Linked DNA regions of Homo sapiens: region 2 is linked to region 1. A link is an interaction called in ENCODE POLR2A ChIA-PET data of the cell type or tissue named here. Cell type or tissue: GM12878. All regions are shown on one strand. Each heading gives the region's core, and the rest is flanking DNA. Links, peaks and the distances in the headings are about the cores only.

Region 1 (2,500 bases), core at 1-2,500:
CCAGATGTGCCCAGGGTAAAGTTATTACCCGAACGAATGCCCAGAATGAAAAATTAAATTTCCACTTATCCCTCTCGCTCATGCATTCCCTCTGGACCAGTGGGGCTTAGAGCAAGGGCATGGCTGTGCCCTGCGGGGTGGGCTCCCCAGAGAATGTGGCAGGCACGGGCCGACGTGGAATGGAGGGTGGTGAGGTCAGCTGCTGCTTGGAAATTGCCTGAGAGCACAAGAACAAACAGCCCTGAGAAGGCTCAGGCCAACTCCCTGAGTCCTCTGGAGGGGGCTGAGAGTCCCTTCCGAGAGAGGCCAGCCGCTCAGCGCCTGGGCCTATCAATGATTCAGTGAGTGCCATGCGTCCCTGGCTCCTGCCTAACGGGGCTGCCAGCAAGAGCCATGTTGTGTCCCTCTTCCAGCTGGGACCCTAGGTGGCCCGGCCCTCCTGCCCCCAGCCCACACCCCTCACATGTTGATAGCCCACCATCAGGGGAAGGTATCACCACGCAGGGAGTACTGCATGATCGTAAGAAGCCTGAGACAAGTGTGAGTATCCCCATATCAGAGGTTAGGAAGCCAAGGCTCAGAGAGGTGAAGCACTTGCTCAAGGCCACACAGCTAGGAAGAGCCAGTGTGTGAACACTCAGGCCAGGTCTGTGCTGTCTCCCATGTGACAGTGCCTCCCTGAGGGGTGGTCATGTTCCCTATGGCCACTCCACATGGAACACAGGCCCTGCCCTTCCCACCTCCCCCTTGACTCCCCCAGTATCTCAGAGCTGGAGCTTGGGTAACCATGAGGCTCATTTTGAGCTGTACTTGGACCTTCCCCGCTGGGGAGAAGTGTGTGACACCGGCCCCTTCCACCTGCCAACCCGTGGAAACCCCCCAGCTTTCCCCAGGCTCCAACCCTGATGCTCCTCCTCCTATGACTAGTCTCGGGGCCAAGGCCAGGGATTGCAGACAACAGCAGGTGGCTCCACACTCCCGCCCCTGGGTGAGAGACGTGACAGAACGGCTCTGAGGACAGGTAGGCGCAGACCCTGGACAACTTCACGTGGCTCTTTCTGCAGCTGTGTCCTAAATATACCCACAAATGAGGTCTCCCACTCCCGAGACACTGGCTCAGAGCTCATGAATCCTCGTGGCTTGCAGGTGTGCAGTGGCTTTGTGGCCGGAGCCCAGCAACTGCCGACCAGTCTTCTGTGTCCCTGAGCATGTTACTTCCTATATCTCAGTCACAGTGGGACACCACTTCCTTTTTTAAGACACTCGGTCACCCTGTCACCCTGCAGATAGCTCAGGTCCACTGTAAAAGACGCTCCCCATGTGAAGTTGTGATGGCAGTTTACCCCTGTGTGGACTTGTTTTGATGCTTCCATTAATAATAATGATGATGATGGAGGTCAGGGTAATAATCACGGAACATTGGCCATTTATTGACAGACTGATCTGTGCTAGGTGCTTGACTTACATCACGTAGAATTCTGACAACAGCCCTTCAAGGTACATCATACTGTCCCCGTTTTACAGATGGTGGGGGGGGCCCTGTCCAGGGTCACAGCTGTCTGACATCAAGCCCATGCTCCTTTCACGTCCCAGGTGAAGTCTCTCCTCAGAACATCCTAGCTCTTGTCCTCCCTTTGCCCGGATAGATAAGTTGACAGAAAGCTGCAGGGAAAGCTCAGTTGCAGGGCACACAAAGCACTATGGCTTTGGGCTACATCTTCGCTTTCTCTCCAGTCTCCCTGCTTGAGGTAAGCCTCACTTTCTGGCCCATGAAGAGGTCCTTGACCACAGGTGCAGAGCTTGGAGGAGATGAGCTCCACCTGCAAACCTATCCCCACCATGCCAGCATCCCACAGCGTGTTCTGCTGGCAGATCTACGGGCAGGTTCTATTGGCCCCCAAAACAGCATTGCTGTAAACAGCACTTCCTTCTTCCCTCTCAGAGCCTTCCTCCTGCCCCTCTCTGATTGGGGGTCACCCTGACTGTCTCATTTGCACCCTTTAATGAAAGAAAGAGAAAAGCAAAGCAAAACCAATGGCCAGAGCTCAAGGGAGAACTAGAGAAGCAGGAAAAGGAGATAATCTTCCTGCAGTGGCATTGCTCAAAGGTGAGGGATGCAGGTGGCGAAGGAACCCGTGGGTGCGGAGAGGCTGGGGAGGATGCAGCTTCCTACCTGTGATATTGACCTCCACCTGGCCTGAGCGTGTACCGATGGGGTTGGTGGCCTCACAGATGTAGGTCCCTGCCAGGCTGTAGTTGATGGGTCCCTTGAAGAAGAGGGTTCTGTTCTGGGCCTCCACACCCTTGGGGAGAGAGCCATTTAGCCTGTGGGAAGTGGGAGACACAGCGTAGGGTTATGACTCTCCAGCCTCAAGAAGCTGTTCCTGGGTCACCCACTTGGCTCCAGGCCCCCTAGCCTTTTGCTGAGCTTGTGTGGTAGAGTCTGTCTTTGAAGGAAGAAAAATAATAATAATAATCTCTTTCACTTGGTAGTTTTATA
Region 2 (15,955 bases), core at 6,315-8,814, 78 kb after region 1:
TCCATCTGGGTGCTTCCAGGCCAAGCAGATACATTGGCCTAGACAGACATACGGGCCATACTCACAATGAAGTAGCATGAGATTAATGTGGTTGGTAGATGGGTAATAAATAGGGAAGATCTGTATTTACATTCCACACCAGCCAAGGGTTAGGTGGTACACGGTTCAGAAAGTTTTATGTTCAATTTTATGTCTAGACAGAGCTTGAGATGAGGTTATCATTTCTCTTCTAATTAGTGCAAGAAGGCTTCCCCAGGCGCTGCTTTCATGGGTTCTGCTGTCTTGGCTTTGCCATTTGTTCCCAAGAGTGAGACATAGGTGGAGTGGGGAGAGGGAATGAGCACTGGATTGGGAGTCATTATACCTGGATCTTCAACCTTGACTGTGCCACCAGCTTGCCATGATACCATGGATAAATTAGCCCACTCTCCTGGGTCTCCATGGCTGGGCTGTCTATCAAGGCCCTTCAGTGGGTGCACTCCCTGAGTCTGTCAAACGGGGCTGCTGTGTGCAGGTGGCTAGGTTGTGCACTGTGCAGGGACACCTGGCCAAGAAAGAGTTGGGGGCTGAAATCCAGCCTATGCTTTTCTCATCAGGCCTGCATCCACCTGGAGAAAGAGGCATCTTTTCTAATTTGCACAAAGTTATCACAGGGACTAGCAGTGGTCCTATGATTAGAGTTGGAGTTGAGGTGGAGATGGGAAGGGGAGTTTCTTTAGCAGAAAGTGAGATTGTGAGTTCGGGGATGGAGGATAAGGGCTATGGAGGGAGGATCAGGGAGAAGTGCTGTGGTTGGTGAACGTGGAGGTGGGGCAGAGAGCAGTGGGAATGTGTCAAGGGAGGTTGGTGGTGAGAAGGGCGGGTTCATGCTGACAGTGGCCCCTTTAGCTGCGTTCAGGGTACCCCTGGGAGTGGTGGTTCTCCTGCCCCCCAGCCTTGCTCACTCCTGTGGTGTAAGCAGTGGCCTCTTTGGAGTGGCTCCTTCTGCCAAGTTCCCCTCTTGGGAGAAATGGCAAGGGGTTAGGTTTTCTCCAGGGCCCTCTCTGAGAGGCTGCAGGCTCTGTAGTGGGTGTTGCCTTACTACCGTGGGCCTACTAGAGAGGCATGGACCCTGCCCTCAGGGAACTTGCCATCGAAGGGAGCTTTTGTGCACAGGTCTAATGCCAGTGGCCCTTGTCTCCTGGGGCAGGGTCTGTGGGTATTGCAGACAGTCTGGTTTCTGTGTTGGGCTCAGTCTGGTCTGAGGCGAAGGCTCTTACCCTAGGACCAAGGACTATGAGGAGTCACAAAACTGGGCCTCGCTGGCCCTTCAGAGGTAGAAGATCTGTTGGGGACAGATTTCTGAGGACCCCCAGTAGCCAGGGAGGATGTGGGAGCCACTGAGGAGGAAAACTCGGGACGAAAGGCTTCTGCAAGGATGAAGGGGAGGTGGGCAGGCTGGAGGTTCTGTGGGAGCAAAGCCTCCCTTTCCCTTGGTCGGGGGGTGGCAGAGTGAGGGGACTGTAGGAGTGGGCATTGGGAGGGGCTTGCTCTGTGTGGGGGACCCACAACCCATCAAGGACTGGACCTCTGGAGACCGTTTTGTCTGCCTGGCCCCACTGCCAGCCCGCCGCTGTTCAGAAGCAGCCCTTCCCATTCTCTTGGATCTTCTGAGGAATCCCACGTTCCTTCTGTCTGACTCGAAGTCCTTCCTACTGTAGGCCTTGCTCATCCCCCCATAGTCCAGCTGGCACAACGTTTGGATGGCAAACCATTTAAATGGCCAAGCCTGCCCCGGCCACTCTGTCTCCTTGGTAGTCCCAGTTGTGTGAGGATGGGGTAGGGTGCAATTAAGCCCTGGGGCTGTCCTCTCTGCACTGACAGCTGTAGGAATGTCATCATGCCTATGCCAGGTACTCCCACTGCTTTCTTCCAGGGTGCCCACACTCCTGTTCTTTAGAAGAAAGGGACGGCAGGAGTCTGATCATCTGTCCGATGCCCACACAGTGGCTGTGCTGAGTGACGTGTTGTTTTGAGGATGTCCCTACCCCCTGGTCTTGCCGTCGGTCTCCAGTACCCAGCGAAGCAAGCTGTGGGCTCTGAGGAGCTCACACCAGGGAGGAGCTGCCCTGGAGTGGAGCAACAGCATGTCCTCTCCCCTGTGTGACTGCAGTGCTATAATAATAATAACAGAAAGCTGGCATTTCTTGAGCTCTTACTGTGTGCCAGAGACACCGCTCTAAGTGCTTACACATATGTATTCGTTTTCTGTAGTTGCTGTAACAAATTATCACAAACTTTAAACATTGAACTTATGGCATAAAGCAACACAAATGTATTATCGTGTAGCTCTGTGGTAGGTTAGGAGTCTGACACAAGTCTCACTGGGCTAACAATCCAGATGTTGGGGCCAGGCGCGGTGGCTCACGCCTGTAATCCCAGCACTTTGAGAGGCCAAGGGTGGGGGGGGGGGGGGGTGGATCACAAGGTCAGGAGTTCGAGACCAGCCTGGCCAACATCGTGAAACCCCATCTCTACTAAAAATACAAAACATTAGCCGGGTGTGGTGGTGGGCACCTGTAATTCCAGCTACTTGGGAGGCTGAGGCAGGAGAATCGCTTGAACGCAGGAGGGGAGGCGGAGGTTGCAGTGAGCCAAGATTGTGCCATTGCACTCCGGCCTGGGCGACAAGAGTGAAACTCTGTCTCAAAAACAAAAACAAACAAACAAAGATCCAGATGTTGGAAGGGCTGTGTTCCTTTCAGGAGGCTCCAGGGGTGATTTCACTTCCTTGCCTTTTCTGATTTCTGGAGGCCACCATCTTCCTTGGTTTGTGACTCCCCTCCCCACTCCATTTTCAAAGCCAGCAAATAATGCATCTCTCTCTCAGATGCTTCTTCTGTTATCACCTGTCTCTCTAACCCAGCCAGGATGGGGTCTTTGTTTTAAGGACTCATATGATTAGGTCGGGGATACCTAGAGCATCCAGGATCCTCTCTCCATATCAAGGGTCATTCTCTAAACACATCCACAAAGTCCCTTAGCCACGCAGGGCAACGTATTCACAGGTCCCAGGGATTAGGGTGCTGACAGCTTTGAGGTCCATTATTCTGCCTACCACAACATACTTGAAGTTTTTCACACAAAAGATGGATGTAAGGTGGGTAATGTTATTACCCCCATTTTAAAGATAAAGACACTGAGGCACCGAGAAGCTAAGCAACTTGCCCAAGTTTACTTTGACAGCAGCATATTCAGGATTCAGATAGAGGCAGCCTGACTCCACAGTTGTACCTCAGTCACTGTCACAAGGAAATGTCCAAATTTCACATGGTATAAGGCCAAGTCCCCTGTAGGTCAGCGGAGCAGTGGAGGATCATGTATTTATTGAGCACCTACTATGTGCCAGGCCCTAGGAGGGGCTCCCAGAGGTACATGACAGAGCTCCAACCTGAACCCAGGTCCCAAGCGCATCATCTGTCCTCATTCTATTATTGTGTGAAAGGCCGCGGGACCCTCCTGCAAAGGTGAAACGGGAGAAAGGACGGAGCTTCAGTGGGGGCTTGTGGCCCAGGGTTCTGGATTGGGCCCAGGAAGAGGAGGAGAGAGGTGGGTGCCCTATACCTTGCAGGACCCAGCCGGGCCAAGTCAGAGCCTGCAGGGGCTGACTCAACAGGCTGACTGTGCCTGCCCGTCCATCACAATGGGGAATGGGCCCTCCATGAGCCTGAGACCTGCAAATCATAGAAATTAAGAGCAATTAGAGAGGGAACCGGCAGCCCCTGGCAGCACTTCCGGCCACAGAGGCAGTTCGGCAACTTTATGGGATGTTTCCTCCCATTTTGTGGTCCAGCTGGGAGGCAGAAACAAGCCAGCTCAGCACAAGGCCTCCTCAAGGTGCTTTAGTGCAACTTGAAGGTGGGACCCACAGCCCCTCCACAACCTGCCTCCCGCCCTGCCTTCCCATCCTGGGGCCCTGTCCCAGCCTCGCCCTGAGGGTTTCTTTTTGTCTGTGCATCGGCTCTGTCCTCTGCACTAGACCTCTGGAGAGCTGTGTCTGGGGACCTGCAAGAGAAAGAGAAACAGTCAGGGTCACCTTGACGGGCTGTGGCACGTGCTGCCTCCGCTCCTGTGTTCTCTCCCTCTGCTCTACCTCACCTGGCCCAGCTGGAGGGGTCTTTCCACTTCCTGGCCAGGGGCAGCTCTTGAACAAACCTTCCTCTTATTCCCCTTGCCCCCTAGGGAAGAGGTGGCTCAGCTTGTGGAAAGCATGCAGGCCAAAGTGGTGGAGACCCCATGGGTTTCAGGTGGCGGCACCAGGATGGTGCCATTGGCTAAAGGCAAAAGCTAGAGGAATTCTCTAGTTTCCCAAGTACTTTGCTGCCTTTAATCCTTGCCTCTTGCCTGTGTCCTTCACCCCATGCCCTTTCCTAAGCTGTGGTGAGAAGGACAGAGAAGGGCCTGTGCTCCTGGGAGAGGGACTGGCTCTGAGAAGGGCAGAGGTGTCTCTGGAGTAGGTGGAGGTGGGAGAGGAAGTGGGGTATCTGGGACAAGGAAGAGTCGTGGTCTGTATCCTTCTCTGGGTGGAAGCTATGATATTGCAAGGGCACCCTTTGCCCCCCTCTGGGGCCCGTTTTTTTAGGATAGGCCCACTGTGCTGGGTCAAGGTCACCTGGAGAGAGAGACCCGAGTGGAGGGGCTCCTCTGCTGCTCTCCACCACCCTTCCTGAGGCCTCTGAGCTGGCCATGAGCTGACCCTTCTCCTTCACCTCTTCCATCACTGTGGGTGGGGCAGCCTTGGACTCGGCCATACCTGACTCCACAGCCGAGGGGTGTCTCTTGATGGGGGCAATAGGGCTGGGTGAAGAAGAGATACGGAGTGGGACAAGGCAGTGCCCTGCCCTCACTAGTGTGGGCAAACTGAAGGGGGAGGGAAGGGCAGACTCCAAGGGCAACCTAGACCCCTGCATCCTTGGAGACAGATGGGTCAGAGAGGCAGCCTGTGGAGCAGCAGGCGCCACCAGGGGTGCAGGGTTGCAGGGTTGCTCCACCACAGCCTCAAGTCTGTCCCGTCCTCCCCCTGGGCCTCTGACTGAGGGCTGCTAAGGCCGTTCCCAGCGCCACCATTCTCTGACTCTCCTCATGGTGACTCTGCCTTATGCCCCATCTAACTGGCCTTGGGCAGGTGGCTTAGCCTCTCCGTGCCTCAGTTTCCTCACCTGTAAAATGAGAATAACAATAGCATCTACCTCATAGGTTTATTATGAGGATTAAATGATTTAAATATATAAAGTTTATAGGCTGATACCTGTCATGTAGAAAGTGCTATAGAAGGATTGTCTATTATTATAGTCACTCATGTTATTTCAAAGATCATAATCAAGCAGACCTGGGTTGGAGTGCTAGCTGTTCTACTTAAAAGCTCTGTGACCTTGGGAAAGTGGCTTATCTTTTCTGAGTCTGTTTCCTCACCTGTAAAATAGGTATAATAATAATAATCACAACAGTGACTGCATGAAGTTGTGGTGATAGAATGAGACACCTGGAAACATTTGCTGAGCAAACAGTAAAGCACCTCGGACAATCCATTGCTTCATCTTCCTGGCTTGGGATCAGATTGAGGACAGTCTCTACGGAAGGTAGTAGGACTCCTGAGGGGGAGCTGGGACCTTCAAGGTGGCCAAATTTTGCCAGGAAATCCCACAGGAAGAGTGCCTGTTCTTGACTGGACAATGTGAGGACTCGAAGCAGGAATCCTGGTTCTGTTCCCAGGCCACCTTGGGACCCAGAAGTGGGGTGGTGGCAGGTGGCAGGTAGCATGTTAGGAACGTTGGTGCTGCCTGGGCTTCTCACACTGAGGGTGTGAGCAGACACATGCTGTGGCCAGGCCTGTGAAGGGCACAGGCTGGGCTTTGTCCCCACTGGGTGCCTGCTGACGCTGATGGCACCCTCAGGATAGTCAGACATGGCAGGGACATGCGTCACCCCCAAGAGCTCCTCTCTGACCTGCAAATCTCAGTTAGTGCCCTACAGGTCCTCAGGGCGCTGCGTCCTTGGTCTTTGTAGCTCTCGTCACGTTATATACGGACATTTTTACAGGATTAGTGAAAGTTTGTCTCTCCCATGAAACTGTAAGCTCCATGAGAGCAGAGGCTGCATCTGGATGGCTCATTATGGGATCTGGAGCCTGGAACCGACCCTGACATATGTGCTCAATAATTTCTTGATGACCGAGTATGTGACAATAGCAGCTAGCACAAGCTTAGTTTTTATTACATGTCAGCCATTATTCTAAGCACTGGACATACACATATACACCTCGCAATACTCCTGTGAGGCAGCTATTGATAGTTGCTATTTTACAGATGAGGAAACTGAGCTACAGAGAGGTTAAGTAAATTGCCCAAGGCAACACAGCCATTAGTTGGTGGAGCTGGGATTCAAGCCAGACAGTTTGGCTCCAGAGTCCATGCTTTTAGCTGTTGTGCTCTACTACCTCCTTAGAGGAATGAAGGAATGAATGAAACACTTTATTTATTTATTTATTTTGAGATGGAGTCTCACTCTGTCACCCAGGCTGGAGTGCAGTGGTGCAATCTCGGCTTACTGCAACTTCCACCTCCTGAGTTTAAGTGATCCTCCTGCCTCAGCCTCCTGAGTAACCGGGATTACAGGTGCATGCCACCACACCTGGCTAATTTTTGTATTTTTAGTAGAGCCAGGGTTTCATCATGTTGGCCAGGCTGGTCTTGAACTCCTGACCTCAAGTGATCCACCCGCCTCAGCCTCCCAAAGTGCTGGGATTACAGGCGTGAGCCACTGCACCCAGCCCACATTACATATTTATAATGTATGCCGCTTTTGACAAATGAGTTTTGGGGAGGAGTGAATGGTGCAGCTCCTCTGCATTAGATCACATGGTGCTGATGAGCAGGACACCCCTGGCTCCTGATCATCTGCACAGGGAAAGGAAGCCCATGAAGAGCCCTTTGGAGAAAGCCTCCTTCCCATTCCCGTCTCCTCCCCAGTCAGGTGCTGAGGAGTATGGGCTGACTGTGCCCTCAGATATGTCTAACTTGGGGGTGGTTCTTGGCTCCCTCTTTTTGGAATTAAGGAAGTGCAAGGAGACCGGGCATGAGCACACCAACCCCTGAATTCCCTTCCTGACCTCTGCCTCCTCCCAGGCCTCCTGTGTCCCTGGAGGCGCTGCTGATGGGGCAGGGGTTTCTTGGTCACTGCGGGAGGAGACTGAGGAGGTGAGTCTACTCATCTGGTCCCTGATTCCTGTCATATCGGCCCCCAGCGGTGCCTGCTTCCTGCCTGCTTCCTTCTCTGCATCCCCCTCCACATTTCTCTTCCTAGCTGCTTGATTCCTGGACCTTCAGGATTTCAAGAAGATGCCGCTACCTGGGAAGCCCCTGGGACTTTTTAACAGAAACTTACCCGATTGGAGCATGACTTAAAGAGACCAGAAAGGGAAGTACCTACTTTATGGTTGGCACAATGCCAGGGGCTTCACATTCGTTAACTCATTAGCTCATTTGATCCTCACAAGAACCCTATTCTTCTTCTTCATTAACAGAAGAAATGGGGGCTTGAGAAGGCCTAAGCAACTTGCTCAAGGTCGTGTGGTATAAGAGGCAGAGGTGAACTTTGATATCAGGATTGTAGGACTCAAGGTCTGTACTGGATCCGCTGTTTGGAGACAGAAACAGGTGAGGTGGGGTTGGGGTCTAGGGTTGGAGCTGTACCAACTGGGATGCCATCCATTGTCCCCAAAGCAGAGATTATTGTCCTAGGGCTGGGACTGTCATATTCTGGTGACATTAACTCCTGGGGAGGAAGAAGGAAACTCCCTAGCAGAGGGGCAGGGTGGCAAGCCTGGGAGGCAAGGGCAGGAGAGGACCTGGGTAGTAGCTGGGGGTAGGGGGGCTGTTAGAAAAGATCCCAGGAAAGGGACAGTGGGGAAGCCTGGCCCCAGAAGTGTGGGAGCATGCTTTTGGGGGTGTCCAGTCCTGTGGGCTGTTGAATGCAAGGGTGCCCATGGTCTTCTTGCCCTCCAGATTACTGGGGCATGCACCCACACTGCACACATGCACAGACATGCTCCGTTGTCCTCTGTCATAGCCTGTCATCACAGACAAAAACAGGCCTGCACCGGGCTCACTCTTACAGCCCTTCACCGCCTGGTGCTCCCCTTGGCTCTTCTGTTCCCAGCCTTATCCACATCCAGTCTCTGTGTGTGTGTGTGTGTGTGTGTATTTGTGTGTGTGTGTGTGTATGTGTGTGCGTGTGTGTCTCTTCTTCCTAAGCCTGCATAATTTTCTACTGTCTGTTGGCCTCTCTTAGGTTTGCACAAACACATGTACATAGTCTGATAACTCTGTTGTGTGTCACACACACACGCCCAGGCATACACATGCACACACAACCCTCAGTCTGTCCCTCCCTCTGCTTCTTAGCTGCTTATCTTCTGGTCTTTCACTCCAATCCATGCACAGCTCTGGGGCCTGGAGAACCCCACTGATCTTTAAAGGGTCTGGGCTATTTCTTCTTCTGTTTCTTTCCCCACTGCCTAGTGCCCTCTGCCTTCCTGTGAGCTCTGACTGTTGAGGGGGCTCTACCAGGCCTGCTACTGACCTCTCAGTCTGTGTAGCCTTTTGGGTCCCCTTCCCAGCCTCCATGCAGGCTCTCCCAGCTGGGTACAGAGCTGGGCAGGCCCCCTCCTGGAAGTGGCAGCCGTAGGAGCAGCTGGCCAGGGAATGGCTACGTGGGTGGGGACAAGCAGGGCTGGAAAGGGATTAGTTTGCCTTGGATTCTTTTCTGTGAAAATTTTTGTCCATTTGCCATGATCCATTGATTTCAGCTGATGTCATTCTGGTACGTGGGAGAGGCTTTGACATCCATCTAGATCAGGGGGCCAGAGCCTGCACCCAGGAGTCAGAAACCCTGGTTCTTGCTCCAGAGGAACCTCAGTTTCTTCATCAGATGTATCAGTTTGGAATTAAAGGTCTTTAGTTTAAATTTTGAGCATCTAGGAGACTTCTACTTTATTTAGAGTCTAGCTGCACCCTGATCATTCCAATCAAAATCTCCCTCTCTGTGACTTATTTGTTTATACAGACCACAGATGTGCAGACATGCGGACACACACATGCACATGCAGATGCAGCTTTAGCTACTCTGGGTTTTCCAGGAACTTCCCCAACTCAGGTGGGACCTCGCCTCCTTCTCAGGATGGGGGCTGCCTGCAGTGTGTGCTCACTCCACTACACTCTATGGCACATCTCTGGATTGAAATGTGCCTACTGATGACAGTGACCTAGGACAATGACCCACCTCTCCATCCGTCCCCACACCCCCTCCCCTAAGATTAAAGACCCGAATCCTGAGTCTTGCTCTTGCTGCACCCCCTTCTTGGCTGTGAGAAAGAAAAGGGAAGTAGGAACAGCCCAGGAGGGGTGTGGAGTGATCATGGGACCCTGAAATGTCAGCGCTCGAAGGGACCACCCTGACTCCTAGCCTAGTCAGCAGGTTTCCAAACATTTCACTTCATGTGTGGAACGTCGGCTCTGACCATGCTTACCTGGACATGCAAACAAACAAAACTGATTAAAGCCAAAATGCCTGCGTTAAGGTGGGTGGGAGCTCTGCCCAGCACCCTCACCCCCATGACCACTTCTGCATGCCCCTGAGTGAGCAAGCATCCTGCAGCCCTTTTTAACTCTGACAAATGAGGCTTAAAATCCAGCCAGCCAGCCCACTGGTTCCTGGTGTGGTCCCCGAGACCAGAAGCATCAGCATCACCTGAAGACATCTTCAAAATGCAGATTCTTAGGTTTTGCCGAGTCAATAATCTGGGGGTAGGCCCAGTGACTCATGTTCAAGAGGCTCTCTGGGTTACTCAGACGCACACCCCAGTTTGAGAACTGTTGGTCTAGTACAACCCCCTTGCCTTACAGATGAGGAGTTGAAGCCCAGAGAGAGGTGTGCCTTACCCAAGGTCACAGAAAGTACGTCACTGTCAGGTTATGACTCTGGGCCAGACTGCCTATCTGTGGATGTCTTTGTGGTGAAGCCATGGATTTTTTCACTTGTCCTTCCCCTTAGCTGGCGTAAATACTCAGGGATCAGGGATCCAGAAGCCAGAAGGTAAGAGAGCCTGGGAAATGCACAAAACAGGACAGGGAACAGCAGGCAGTGGATCTGGGAGCCACAGCAGATGATCAGCACGCTTGTTCAACCTTTCACTCCCTCACTCATTCATTACATTTCTGGAGCACCCAGGTGCTGGGGAGAAAATGACAAGAATTCTGGGTCCCGTCCTCGCCAAGCTTAAAGCCCAGCACTGCCCATCCCCTTGGCCAGGGGCACTCGCTCACTTCATCTGTGGGTAAGGGGGAGACCTTTTCCCTCAGGGAGGCTATGCCGAGTGGTGACCAGCGAGGGACCCCTGGGCCTGGACACATGGGAAGGGATGTGGAGAAAAGCCAGGTTGAGGGCAGAGACCCAGGGTGTGGCTGGTCATCATTTGTGTGTTATGTCTGGGAGGTCTCCTTGGAAGAGGCAGATTCCAGGAGAGGACACAACTTTGGGAAGCAGAGGTGGGTTGAGCACAGGCCAGCATGAGGGAGGAGGGGTGAGCTTCACGTAGAGGAGAAGCCTTCAGAGGGGACCGGGCTGAGGTGAGGCTGGCGTGAGGTGGGGCGAGCAGGAATGGAGGCACCCAGCTCACCGGCCCTGCTACCAGTTCCCCAGAAGCCTGGGGACTTCTGTGAATTAGGGAGCGTTTAACATCTCCCACTGATTAGCCGCTGCCTGCTACGGTTAAGCGGGGAGAGGGGAGAGGGCAGATTGGAGCCCAGCAGCTTTGAAAGGCAATGCTGCTCCTTGACAAAGCCGGCCTGGGGAGGTTTCAAAGGCAACTTCTGAGCAGCCCGCACGTTTTATGTTCACTAGATCCTCGCTTCCCAGGCTCCAAAGACAAACAGTGGGATTTAAGGGTTTTTTTCTCTTTTTGGAGACATTGTGTTCCGAGCTGGGCTTTCAGCTGAGGAGGAGGCAGAGCCGGCTGGGCTCCTTGCTCCACCACATCCACAGCCTGAGCACAGCCCAGCTCCATCTTCTCTGTACACTGGGAGCTTCCCAGGGGCCCCCGGAAGCTTTGCAGCAGCCCTTGCCCCCAGGCTAGGTGAGAGGGTGCCCCTGGCCAACAGGGATGGGCAGTGAGGGATACAGTCCAGGAACTGCTGGCCTTAAGCTTGGTGAGGACAGGACCCAGAATTCTTGTTTGTTATCATGTCCCCAGCACCTGGGTGCTCAATAAATGTTGACCGAACAGATGAGGGAGCGAAAGGATGAATGAGTGGGCCGATCACTTGCCGGTGGCTCCAGATCTGTCTCCTGTTCCCTGCCCTGCCTGGTGTTGCTGGGAGCTGCATTTCCCAGGCTCCCTTACCTTCTGGCTTCTAGATTGGTTCAGCCAATCAGAGGAGGCACTGGAAGAAGGTGGATCGTGGGAGGAGGGGAAAAGCCAGGATATATTTCTTCCCTCTGTCTGTTTCAGGCCATGTCCCTGCAGTATCTGTGTCTCCTCTGGCTTCTGCTGATCAGCCCTGTCCTGCTGTGCAGCTCCCTGTGGGGGGCCTGTGGTGGCTCCAGTTTCTGTCTGATGGCCTCAGCATCGAGGCTCCTAGAGACGTTGCCTCCTTCCAGCCCCAGGAAGGGGACAACTTCCTGCTGTTGCTAATCTGGGTTGCTCTACCTCTTCTGTTACCTGTACAACCAAATCCCTCGTTTAAATCCCTCTGCTTGAAAGGCCTAGAGTGGTTTCTGTTTTCCCAGTGGACTCAGTGGAATGAAGAGTGAACACACTGCTTGCTCCCTTCAGAAAGAAGATTGTGTATGAGCGGCCAGGCCTGAGTGGGTTTGATCTGCCTGGGCCTGTGAATCTTATAGATGTGTGCAGCCTTGCCCTGGACAGGACACCCCATCCCACTGCCAGGGCACATGCCTCTGCATGTGAGTGCTGCTCTAGCCCTGGGGACACTGCCCACCTATGCCAGTATTGTTCATTTCCTCTGAGCTTGGCTCTACTGCGTGATGCAAAAAATATAAGACGTGGCCCACCTCACACCCATGAGGATGACTACTGGCAAAAAAACCCCAAAATGACAAGTGTTGGTGAGGATGTAGAGAACTTGGAACCCCTGTGCGCTGTTGGTAGGAATGTGAAATGGTGCAGCTGCTGTGGAGAACAGTATGGCAGCTCCTCAAAAAATTAAACATAGAATTGCCATGTGACCCAGCAATTTCACTTCTGGGCATATGCCCAGAAGAACTGAAAGCAGGGTCTTGAAGAGATGTTTGTATACCCATGTTCATAGCAGCATTATTCACAATAGCTAAAACACAGAAGCAACCCAGATGTCCATCAACAGATGAATGGGTAAGCAAAATGTGGTCCCTACATACAATAGAATAGTCAGCCTTAAAAAGGAAGAAAATTCTGACTCACTACAACATAAATGAACCTTAGGACAGTATACCAAGCAAAAGCAGCCAGTCACAAAAGGAAAAACACGGTATGATTCCACTTATATGAGGCAGCTAGAGTAGTGAAAATCATAGAGACAGAAAGTAGCATAGTGGTTGCCCGGAGCTGGGAGGAGAGAGAACAGGGAATGATCATTGAATGGGTACAGAGTTTCAGTTTGACAAGATGAAAAGAGTTATGGAGCTGGAGAGTAATGATGGTTGCACATTATGTATTTAGTACACTTAATAATGGCTAAGATGGTAAATTTTATGTTATGTGTATTTTTATGTTATACTGTATATACCACAATTTTTTAAAAGTGAAAAAAAAAGCATAAGACATGTCATAAAGGCACAGCAAGAGGCAAGGAGGAAAAGACCATCTACCACCTGTCAGACCCTGTTCAGGCCTTTTAGCCTTTATCTCTGCGAATGCCCACAATGACCCTGTTGTGCAGATCGTCTTATCTTCATTTTATAGAGGCAGAGACTGAGACTCTGAGAGCTTAAATGACCTCTTTCCTCTCTCACAGCCAAATGGTCACTTGGTTCTGCCCATTCCATGTCATGCTTGTGCCTCTCCTCGCCTGCCTGCTGTCCTCACTGCTCTGCCCACTGGATGCACCTGAGTCCCTCACCAGCCTCCGGATTGGTGTGCTTGTCCCCAAGCTCACCTTCTCCCAACCCAACCTCCACACTCGTGCCAGGGCCATTTTCTAAAACACAGATTGAATACATACTCGATTGCTCAGCATCCTTCAGTAACCCCCGTTGCCTAAGGAATAAGGTCCAATCTCCCTGGCATGGCAGTCAGGGCCCCTGGGATCTGGAACCAGCCCCCAGCTCCAGCTGTGTCTCTTTGCCTCCCTCCACCTCACCTCCCCCACCCATAATTCAGCCCCACGAAGCCATGTGGAGTTTCTCCATGCACCCACATGCTAGAAATATGTCTCCTAGCTTTGGGATGGGGTGTCCTGTCCAGGGCAGGGCTGCCACATTTGTAAGATTCCCAGGCCCAGGAAGATCAAACCCACTCCGACCTGGCCGCTCATACAGTCTTCTTTCTTTCTCTTTTGTTTTCTCTTGAGATGAGGTCTCACTCTGTCACCCAGGTGGGAGTGCAGTGGTGCAATCATGGCTCACTGCAACCTTGACCTCCTAGGCTCAAGCAATCCTCCCACATCAGCCTCCCAAGTAGCTGGGACTATAGGCACATGCCACCATGCCTGGCTTTTTTTTTTTTTTTTTAGTTTTTGTAGAGATGGGGGTCTTGCTATGTTTCCCAGGCTGGTCTCAAACTCCTGGCCTCAAGCTATCCTCCAGCCTCAGCATCCCAAAGTGCTGAGATTACAGATATGAGCCACTGTACCCAGCTCAGTCTTTTTTCTGAAGGGAACAAACAGTATATCCACTCATTCATTCCACTAAGTCACATCTCCTTGCCTTTGCAAGGGCTGTCTTCTTAGCCCCAAGGGCCCTTCATCCCCATATCCGTGGGAAGCTACTGTTTTTTCTTCAAGACCTGGCCTCAGCATCTTTCTCCCAGGATGCCTTGCACAGCTCCCTGGATGGAGGCTGTCTTCTCATTCCTGTTGCATTCATCACACCATATTGCAATCATCTGTTTATATCTTGATTTCCTTGCCTGGACAGTAAGTTCCACGAGGGCAGGAGCTATGTTTTATTCAGTCATTCATTTAAAAATATTTACTGAGCATTAACTTCATGCCAAGTACTCTGCCATACCCTGAGATACTTGGCTCATGTCATGGAATATATGGTCTAGTGTAGAACAATCACACCAAAAATACATATACTCTAGGTTATGAAGGAAAGGTAAAAGATGTGCCATCCCCAGTGTCTGGCACTGGTAGGAATGCAATGCATGCTACTTTTTGGCCTCTGCCCCATCCCCAGGCACCAGTGGACCCTAAAGGCCCAGCATAGTTATAGTGCTGCTCCCTCACCAGCCTGTGAGCTTCCTATGGGAGAGACTTCGTCTCTTGATTCATGTCCCCTGAGTGTGGCACATAGGAGGTGTATGATAAATGTAGGTTGAGATAAAGATGGAATTGCCCCCTTGTGTGTGAGTCAGGATGGGCCTTGCTATCAGAAGGAGCCCAGGCCACCGGACAGTGGGGTCAGGGTTTTGGACAAGGCTGCCCTTCCTCTCTCTAAACACTCCCTCCCCCCTGCTATGGGAAACCAGAAAACGGGAGTCCTTTAAACTCTGTTACTTACTAGTTATGTGACCTTGGGTGAGTCATGTAGCTTCTCTGAGCCTCAGTTTCCTCATTTGTAAAATGGACGTAATAGTATTAGGTTGGTGCACATGTGATTGCGGTTTTTGCAATTAAAAGTAATACTATGTCATAAATTTGCTATGAGCAGGTTTAAGTTAATATTACAGAAAGGATTAGCGCAATTCCTGGCACAGGGTGCCTGCTCAGTAAATATGAGCTATTGTTATTTTACTGCGGGTTCCCAATGAGTGCCCCACTGTCACGCACATGCATCCCCCCGGATCCCACACCCGACCCAGCTCCCTCTGGATGGGCACACCACCAGAGTCCTGTCTTTTCCTCTTGCTCAGAAGCTGTGGGTAACTGGGGCTTAATTAAGCACGCTTGGCTGGGGTGTGGTTAGTGGCTGCTGTATGAGTCAGCAGAGAGGGCCAGGGTTGGAGGAGGGTTGAGGGGGCTGGAGAGAAAATGGAGCAGGAAGAAGGTTTCTGGTGCCCGGGGCTGTATTTCCAGGCTCCATGAACCCACTTTGTTCAACAATCGAGGGGGATAAGGTGAACAATCCCTCAGTCTCTTGAGTTCCTCTTATAGCTCCCAGCAGACACCCCACCTTCACATTGAGAGCTGTAGCTATGTCGTTGTACGATTCATTCATTCTTTTCTTTGGCACATATTGCTTGCTTGCTGTTGCTGGACATTGTCTGAGGTGCTGGAAACAGTGTAGTGGACAAATGGACACAGGTCATTGCCCTCATGTAACATACAGACTTGGGGAAGGCACAGATAAGTACACAGAGATTGTGACACCCTTTGACCCGTGCCACCATGTGTTGGAGGGAGCACACAGAAAACCCCAGAATAGCTCGCTTTTCTTTCCTCTGGGTGTCCTGTCCTGCATAGCCTCCCACTATGCATTGAGGTGACATGATTTGCTTACCTGTCTCCCCCACCAAACTGCAGGCAACTTGGCGGCATGGAGCATGTGATGTTTCCCTCCAGGTCTTGGCACAGCACTTGGAGCATAGCAAGTGCTCCAAATATTGGTTGGCTGATTGAATGAACCCCAGCTCAGGAAGCAACTGGCTACATGTTTTCCTAGAACAGAGTTTGGCAAACTGTAGCCTGGGGGCAAAATTCTGCCTGTAACCAGCCTATTTTGTGTAGCCCTTAAGCTAAGAATAGTTTCTACTTTTTAA

What was found. ChIA-PET counts read pairs that join two places held together with the same protein. Peaks named below come from ENCODE experiments on the same cell type or tissue, not always from the same donor. Only the 100,000 strongest peaks of a DNase experiment are listed, where the experiment ranks them.
Region 2: POLR2A ChIA-PET joins it to region 1 with 28 read pairs; 4 of 35 experiments call an interaction of 5 or more read pairs at or near these places.

Annotation. Positions count from the first base shown.
Region 1 is chr11:119,672,986-119,675,485 of GRCh38, forward strand. NECTIN1 (nectin cell adhesion molecule 1) reads right to left here. Exons shown (of 6, transcript NM_002855.5): 5 at 2,174-2,325. Among named protein-coding and RNA genes, the nearest start is that of NECTIN1-AS1, 36 kb to the right of the region's middle. RefSeq lists enhancers at 594-1,143, 1,164-1,213. In GM12878, for the core only: a CTCF peak has its summit at 965 (motif pointing right); a DNase peak (open chromatin) is centred at 1,066; H3K27ac peaks cover 2,223 bases.
Region 2 is chr11:119,744,398-119,760,352 of GRCh38, forward strand. No RefSeq gene overlaps it. Among named protein-coding and RNA genes, the nearest start is that of NECTIN1-DT, 23 kb to the left of the region's middle. RefSeq lists enhancers at 3,391-3,891, 14,996-15,045. In GM12878, for the core only: a CTCF peak has its summit at 8,163; a DNase peak (open chromatin) is centred at 7,474; H3K4me3 peaks cover 1,868 bases; H3K27ac peaks cover 2,004 bases.